2 separate regions of the Homo sapiens genome follow, and region 2 is linked to region 1. A link is an interaction called in ENCODE POLR2A ChIA-PET data of the cell type or tissue named here. Cell type or tissue: MCF 10A. All regions are shown on one strand. Each heading gives the region's core, and the rest is flanking DNA. Links, peaks and the distances in the headings are about the cores only.

Region 1 (4,397 bases), core at 280-4,279:
AAACTTAATATATTGTGAGGATTAAATAAGAAAAAATTACTAAAAAGCTTTTAACACACTTCCTAAAAGTATCTATGAAATTAAAGTTAGCCATTATAGTCCTTATTATTTTCTTTCTGCATCAAATATCATTATTTTATTTTATAACTTCATTTATTAAAACTTCTAGTTTGTTTCCAGTTACCATGTTATAATGAACATTCTTGTGAATAAATTCTCGCACACAATCATTATTATTTCTTTAATATACTGTCATGTATCACTTAATGACAGGGATACCTCCTGAGAAATGCATCATTAGGCAATTTCGTCATTGTGTAAACATCATAGAACGTACTTACACAAACCTCTGGCAGAGCCTACCACACACCTAAGCTGTACAGTACAGTCTATTGCTCCCAGGCTACAAGTCTGCACAGCATGTTACCATACTGAATATTCCAAGCAATTGTAACACATAGGAAGTATTTGTATAGCTAAACATAGAAAAAGTACAGTAAAAATATGATATAAAAGATTAAAAAAAGGTACACCTGTCTAGCATGCTTACCATGAACGGAGCTTGCAGGACGGGAAGTTGCTCTGGGTGAGTTGGTGAGTGGTGAGTGAATGTGAAAGCCTGGGATATTACTGTACACTACTGTAGACTTTAGAAACACTGTACACTTAGGCTACACAAAATTTGTAAAAACAAAAAATTCTTTCTTTCTTCATTCTTTCTCTTCCTTTCTCTCTCTCTTTCCCTTTCTTTCTTTCCTTCCTTCCTTTTCCTTCTTTATTTTTGCGATGGAATCTTGCTTTGTCACCGAATCTTGCTCTGTCACCCAGGCTGGAGTGCAATGGAGCGATCTCAGCTCACTGCCACCTCCACCTCCCAGGTTCAAGCCATTCTCCTACCTCAGCCTCCCGAGTAGCTGGGACTACAGGCGCAAGCCACCACACCTGGCTAATTTTTCTGTATTTTTAGTAGAGACGGGGTTTCACCATGTTGGCCAGGCTGGTGTTGAACTCCTGACCTCAGGTGATCCACCTGCTTTGGCCTCCCAAAGTGCTGGGATTATAGGCGTGAGCCACCGCGCCTGGCCTTCTTTCTTTAGTAATACGTTAACCTTAGCTTACTGTAACTTATTTATTTTATAATCTTTTTAATTTTTTAAACTTTTTGACTCTTTTGTAGTAACACTTAGCTTAAAACACAAACACATTATAAGAAAAATATTTTCTTTCTGTATAACTTTATTCTAGAAGCATTTTTCTATTTTTAAATTTTTTTATTTTTATTTTTTTTTACTTTTTAATCTTTTTTGTTAAAAACGAAGACACATACACATGAGCCTAGTCCTGGACAGAGTCAGGATCATCAATATCACTGTCTTCCTCCTCCACATCTTGTTCATCTGGAATGTCTTCAGGGGCAATAACACACAGGGAGCTGTCATTTACTATAATGACAATGACTTCTTCTAGAATACCTCCTATAGGACCTGCCTAAGGCTGTTTTACAGTTAACTTTTTTTTTTTTTTTTCGAGACAGAGTCTTGCCCTGTTGCCAGGCTGGGGTACAGTGGCATGATCTTAGTTCACGGCAACCTCTGCCTTCCGGGTTCAAGCAATTCCCCTGCCTTAGCCTCCTGAGTAGCTGGGACTACAGTTACGCGCCACCACGCCCAGCTAATTTTTTGTATTTTAGTAGAGACAGGATTTCAACATGTTGGCCAGGATGATCTCGATCTCCCAACCTCGCGATCCACCGGCCTCAGCCTCCCAAAGTGCTGGGATTACAGGCGTGAGCCACCGCGACCGGCCAACTTTTTTTTGTATAAGTAGGAGTACTCTCTAAAATAATAATAAAAAGTATGGTAAATACATAAACCAGCAACATCATCATTTATTCTCATTATCAATTATGTACTGTGCATAATTGTATGTGCTATACTTTTACATGACTGGTGGCACAGTAGGTTTCTTTACATCAGCATCACCACAAACACGTGAGTTATGTCTGTGCTATGACGTTATGATGGCTACGATGTCACTGGGTGGCAGGAATTTTTCAACTGCATTATAATCTTATGGGACCACGGTAGTATATATGGTCCGTTGTTGACTGAAATATTATGTGGAACATGGCTGTAGCTCCTGGAGGAGGATTGCTGTGTTGAAGGATATTCACTCATTTGTTGAAAAACTTTTTATTGAGCATTTACTATTTGCTGCCAACTATCATAGGAACCAGAAATAACAACCAGAGTAGTAAGACACACTTGGTACCTGCCCTGGTGAGTTTATATTCCAGGGAGACAGAAAAGCAAGCAATTGCAGGGAATTCAACACAAAGCAACTTAAAATGGTAAAGAAACATGAAAAGGTGTTCAACGACTCCAGTAGTGAAGGAAATGCAATTAAAATAACAATGAGGTGTCGCTTTACACCTAGTAGGCAGACTAAACAAAGAAGCAACAAATACCAAATGCCAGCCACAGTGTGGATGAGAAGGGTGCTCACGTATTCATCTTGCCGGCTGAAATGTGAAGTGTTGTTACAGCCTTTCAGGAAAGTAATTTGGCCACGTCCATAAAAAATAAAATGCACATATACTTTAACTCAGCACTCCAGGGAATCTATCCCACAGAAATGGTATTTAAGGACATACATTCAACAGTGTTTATTGCAGCTTTGTTCACAGTGGCAAAAAACTGGAAACAAAGAGATCAAAAGATGAATTAGGATACAGCCACACCATGGGAATGTTTATGCATTCATTATTTCTTGTATGATATTATCCCATATATGTGATGAGAAAAGGAAAATAGCTCAAAGCAATCTAAGCTATGTGAGGTATGCAGGCCCAGAGAGATGTGAGTACGGGATATCAGTCAAGCCCCCAACCCCATACCTGGGGGCAATTGTTTAAAGTCATTTTGTTCACGACTAGCTACCTCACCATTATCTTTATGTTTCTGGAATCTGTGGTACAAAGAACGATGCATAGCCAATCAACAGCTTATGTGATTTTAATGTAAATTTTTGGTAAACATCTCGGGAACTGTCTCTTCTTTCCCTTTATGGCTTTTCTTTTTTTAAGACTGAGTTTAGCTCTATCGCCCAGGCTACAGTGCAGTGGCGCAATATCGGCTCACTGCAACCTCCACCTCCCAGGTTCAAGTGATTCTTGTGCCTCAGCCTCCCGAGTAGCTGGGATTACAGGTGTGTGCCACCTTGCCCGGCTAATTTTTTTGTATTTTTAGTAGAGATGGGGTTTCACCATGTTGGCCAGGTGGGTCTCAAACTCCTGACCTCAAGTGATCTGCCCGCCTTAGCCTCCCAAAGTGCTGGCACTTCAGGCATGAGCCACCGTGCCCAGCTGTCTTCTTTCCCTTTAAAAACTCACTTTTGGAGGCTAGGTGCAGTGGCTCACACCTGTAATCCCAGCACTTTGGGAGGCCAAGGCTGGCAGATCACCTGAGGTCGAGAGTTCAAGACCAGCCTGACCAACATGGAGAAACCCCATCTCTACTAAAAATACAAAACTAGCCAGGCATGGTGACACAGGCCTGTAATCCCAGCTACTCGGGAGGCTGAGGCAGGAGAATCACTTGAACCCGGGAGGCAGAGATTGCGGTGAGCCGAGATTGCTCCATTGCACTCCAGCCTGGGCAACAAGAGGGAAACTCTGTCAAAACAAAACAAAACAAAACCAAAACTCACTTTTGGGCTGGGCACAGTGGCTAACACCTGTAATCCCAGCACTTTGGGAGGCCAAGGTGGGCGGATCACCTGAGGTCAGCAGTTCGAGACTAGCCTGGCCAACATGGTGACACCCCCGTGTCTCTACTAAAAATACAAAAATTAGCTGGGCGTAGTGGCAGGCACCTGTAGTCCCAGCTACTTGGGAGGCTGAGGCAGGAGAATCCCTTGAACCCGGGAGGCAGAGGTTGCAGTGAGCTGAGATTGTGCCATACACTCCAGCCTGGGTAACAGAGTGAGACCCTGTCTCAAAAAGAAAAAAGAAAAAAAAAACCTCAATTTTAACTGCTGCTGATGGGAGTGTATAGCAAGGGCGACTTGAATCTATGGTCCCAGGCTGCAATCCTAAAAGGTTGGCCCAAATAAACTCTCTGCTTATATTAATTTTGCCTCAGCTTCTTCCTTATATATGCATAAAGAAATTAGGGAAAAATTAGACTCAGGAATATCCTAATGATGGGTGCAGGAAATACTACCCCGAAATATGGCACCGGGGCATTTGCAAAAACAGCAGAAGCAGGAAGATGTCTCTGACCTTTTCCCTCCCTTTTCCCCTGAAGACCCTCATGTGGCAGATATCCTGTCCTGTGCCTGAAGGAAAAGAATGAACACACAGAGAAGAATCTGAACCAACAAGTCTTACTAAGTTT
Region 2 (4,397 bases), core at 128-4,127, 160 kb after region 1:
GTTTACATCCTGTTTTTGAAATGTGCTATATCATAGTTATTCTCCTTATTGCTTTATGTCTTTTTGACTATCCTTCTAATGACTATAGAATACTCCACTGAGTAGCTATATAATCATTTACTTAACCATTACTGGACTTCCAGGTTGTTTTCAAATTTTTACTATTATAATAACTCTGCGATGAATATCTTCCTGAACATAGCTTTTATTTGTTTGATTGTTTTGGGATTATTTCTTTAGGAGTTCCCCAGGAGGATTCACATAGAAAAAGACTGTAATAATTTAGAACCAAGTCTTAAAAAAGGAAAATTCTGGATGGATATGGATACACTTATGGTCCATAAGTGTATTTCTTGTTTAGTGGGAAGGAAACAAAGTGGTTATTTTAGACACACACAAAAAATACTGCTCTGAATTAACAAGCAGGGGAGAGGGGACCACTGGGCAAGGCATGAGATACTATTTTGTTAGGAAAACATCTGGCTTCTTTGATCCCTATGGAACAAAGAAGTTGCAACAAAAATAACTAAATTATTTCATATAACAAAGTAGCAGAACACATTTTAGTCTTCTCCAGTGGGTGAGGAAGTCAAGGAGCCTTGGAATGGAAAGAAGAGAGGTAGGTAGGAAGAGGATTCTCTGGGTTCAAAGAAAGAGGAGGCTTGTCAACTTGCCAAAGAGAGGGAAACCAGGAAGAAATGCCTGGAGGGTTACAGATGGGCTAGGCACTTTTGCATAGAGATGTCTTCATTTGTTTTCAAGTTGCTGCCTATTCTATACCATGATGTGACCGCTTTGGTCCCAAGACTTTAGGGAAAGGTAACTATTCATAAGAGCTTGTGTTAGTGCAACCTCGGGAATAAAGCCTAGAGACTGGTCCTTGGAAATGGGGGATGGAGAATAGAGCAGCTGCAGGAAGGAAGAGGCAGAGTTTACTGGACACAGAAGTCAGGGTGAGAGACAAAGAACACCAGGAGGTTCCTGAGAATTCTTACAGATACTGGGGAAATGCTAAACCTACCCCATTACAGCATGTGGTAGGGGGGCTCAGATTTATATGGATGTTGAATGAAATAAGAACTCAACAGGTCAGTTCACCTCGATCCCCAGAAAGAAGACTCCGTAGTTAAAATTACATGATTAGCTAAGGCCTAGATGTCCTGAACCCACAAATTAGACTCTTGGATTGAAAGTAAAATGTGAGGGCCAAGAGCAGTGGCTCATGCCTGTAATCCCAGCACTTTGGGAGGCTGAGGTGGGTGGATCACGGGGTCAGGAGTTCAAGACCAGCCTGGCCAAGATGGTAAAACCCTGCCTCTACTAAAAAAAAAAAAAAATTAGCTGGGCATGGTGGCACGCACCTGTAATACCAGCTACTCAGGAGGCTGAGGCAGAGAATTGCTTAAACCCAGGAGGCAGAGGTTGCAGTGAGCTGAGATTGCGTCACTGCACTTCAGCCTGGGTGACAGAGCGAGACTGCATCTAAAAAAAAAAAAATAAGGAAAATGTTAACCAGCCATCCCATAAACCCTAGAACTGATATTTCAAAAGCTAAGTCAGTATGTTGTTTTTCTGGTGCATGCCTGAATTCGACTTCTGTATGGCTGATGTATTTACTTTTTAAAAATCTGTATTTTTGTTTTTATAAAAGGCATGCAGACGTTGCTTCCATGAGTCATCTACCTGTAACTAGTGGACAGAGTTGGCTGTCATGCCCCTGGAAAGGCTGCTCCTGCTCTCGAGGAAGCTTGATGAGCAGATGCCAAGTAAATGAGAAGTGGAGTCTGCTCTCAGAGTTGACAGCCCAAGTTGAGGATTTGACGTGTAAAATGATTGTTGTGAGTCCTCAACTATTTGTCTTTGCAAGCCAACAGAATGCTCTGTCACAGGGGGAACATCAGGAAGTCCCCTGATATTAGTCAAGATCATAGACAGCAACTGAGAGCAACTCCTAAAGCAGCTGGCATGCATTCCAGAGATGAGAAGTGTTGGGCTAGGGAGATGTGTTTTATGGCTCTGCTACCATACTTCTCAAGGACATGTACTGTTTTACAGTGGTAAGAGGGCTTTGCAATGTGTTAAGCAAGATACCATGAAATGTGTATGTGAATCATTGTTAATATATGGCAAATACAGGGGAAGTCCATAACGTGGTCCCAATGGTAGAGATTGCCTAAGGGTCAGTAACAAAGGGAAAGAGAATATTTACGTAGTTTAGACCCACCAAGGCACATGAGAAGGTAGTAGTCACTTGAACAAAATTCAGGCTCTGTCAGAAAAAAATTGGGAGATCTGGGATTCCAGACTATTTATAGGATGAGATATATATAAAAAAGTTACACTCACAAAGTACCTAGTATGTGGTAGACACTGTACTAGGTACTTAAATATTATTTTAAAATATACAATTATATATAAGGATGTATTGTAATTCTAAAAATGCAAGTCATTCAAGTTCCCGCGTTAGTAAATTACAAATTTGAACTCAATTCTCTCTGATCCAAAGCTCATGCTTTTTCTATTGTATTAATTTTCAACCTTTTTGGGTCATTGGCCCCTTTGAGAGCTTGATAAAAGCCATTGGAAAAAAATGCATGTTATCATAAAAATGCAAATGTGCACATAGTTGTAAAACTTATATAGAATTTCAGGGTGTTCACAGACCTCCCGAGGGCCTCAGTTTATTAATCCTGTGTTACACATACCACGATGCCAAGGAAGGTTGACCGCATTAACCAAGTGTTCTCACAGGTCTTGCAGCCAGATCTGTGTGGAGAAGTATTTTCTTTAATTCAATCATTAAGTTTCCAGGCCTAGCAAACTCACTTCTTGAAAGTAAGTCTTTTTCACTTGATTAAAAAGAACCCTGTTTTCATTGCTTGCATTCAATAGAAGACTTTTTTTTTTTTTTTTTTGTGTGAGATGGAGTCTCGCTCTGTCACCCGGGCTGGAGTGCAGTGGTGCAATCTCGGCTCACTGCAACCTCCGCCTCCTAGGTTCAAATGATGCTCCTGCCTCAGCTTCCCGAGTAGCTGGGATTACAGGCACCTGCCACCACTCCCAGCCAATTTTTATATTTTTGGTAGAGACGGGGTTTCACCACGTTGGCCAGGCTGGTCTCAAACCCCTGACCTCATGATCCTCCCACCTCGGCCTCTCAAAGTGCTGGGATTATAGGTGCGAGCCACCAAGCCCGGCCCAATAGAAGACATTTTAGGCAGGCTTATGCTGTCCACAGAGGCACTCAGCCACGGTTTTCCTTACAGGGAATATCATATGTTTCAATTGGGGTTTACTCGAATCTTAATCTTGTCCAGACAGACACACCTCCCAGTTTAGGATCTTCCTTTCTGCCTCTCATCAGCTCTACCTTGGTTCCTTTATTTTGCAAGCTCCTCTGCAACCACCCTCTGTCACTCTTTGTGTCTAAAAGACAAAATGTGTCTAAAATCTAGGCAAGTGGAGGTCTTTTATAAAGCATTTGATTTAAAATGCAATATGCAATTTTTCTTTTTCTTTTTTTTTTCTTGAGACTGAGTCTCACTCTCTTGCCCAGGCTGGAGTGCAGTGGCGCCATCTCTGCTCACTGCAACCTCTGCCTCCTGGAGTCAAACAATTCTGCCTCAGCCTACCGAGTAGCTGGGATTACAGGCACCCACCATCACGCTCTGCTCATTTTTTCTATTTTTAGTAGAGACAGGGTTTCGCCATGTTGGCCAGGCTGGTCTCGAACTCCTGACCTCAGGTGATCCGCCCGCTTCAGCCTCCCAAATTGCTGGGATTACAGGCGTGAGCCATCGCGTCCAGCCTAAAATGCAATTTTCTTACATGAAGCCAAAATACATTAAAAACTGTATTATGCCAGGCGCGGTGGCTCACGCCTGTAATCCCAGCACTTTGGGAGACTGAAGTGGGTGGATCACCTAAGGTCAGGAGTTCAAGACCAGCCTGGCCAACATGGTCAAACCCCTGTAATCCCAGCTACTGGGGAGGCTGAGGCAGGGAGAATTGCTTGAACCAGGGAGGCGGAGGTTGCTGTGAGACAAGATCGCGCCACTGTACTCCAGCCTGGGGGACAAAGTGAGATTCCTTCTAAAAAAAATTGTGTTATAATTAAAATGCAGCATAGAACTTAGAAATAATATATAGTTTTCTTCTAGATGCCAATGACTCCAAAAGGTATTTTAAAAATTTCTATTTGGAAGCTTACAATATAATAATCTAGGTAAATGATTTATAATTGTTGGTACGCATACTGTTGTTAAACAACAACAACAAAAATCTGGCCATTATAGAATGCTCGAGAAATTACAAACATACACAAAGAAGAAAACAAAAATAATCTTCATCCCACCACCCTGAGATAATCCTTGTAACATTTGTGAATAGGATATTCA

What was found. Peaks named below come from ENCODE experiments on the same cell type or tissue, not always from the same donor. Only the 100,000 strongest peaks of a DNase experiment are listed, where the experiment ranks them.
Region 2: POLR2A ChIA-PET joins it to region 1 with 5 read pairs; 2 of 35 experiments call an interaction of 5 or more read pairs at or near these places.

The regions. Positions count from the first base shown.
Region 1 is chr6:21,325,057-21,329,453 of GRCh38, forward strand. No RefSeq gene overlaps it. Among named protein-coding and RNA genes, the nearest start is that of LINC00581, 180 kb to the right of the region's middle. RefSeq lists an enhancer at 1,926-2,769. In MCF 10A, for the core only: no CTCF peak of the experiment used is centred there; no DNase peak of the experiment used is centred there.
Region 2 is chr6:21,481,554-21,485,950 of GRCh38, forward strand. No RefSeq gene overlaps it. Among named protein-coding and RNA genes, the nearest start is that of LINC00581, 28 kb to the right of the region's middle. In MCF 10A, for the core only: no CTCF peak of the experiment used is centred there; a DNase peak (open chromatin) is centred at 1,698.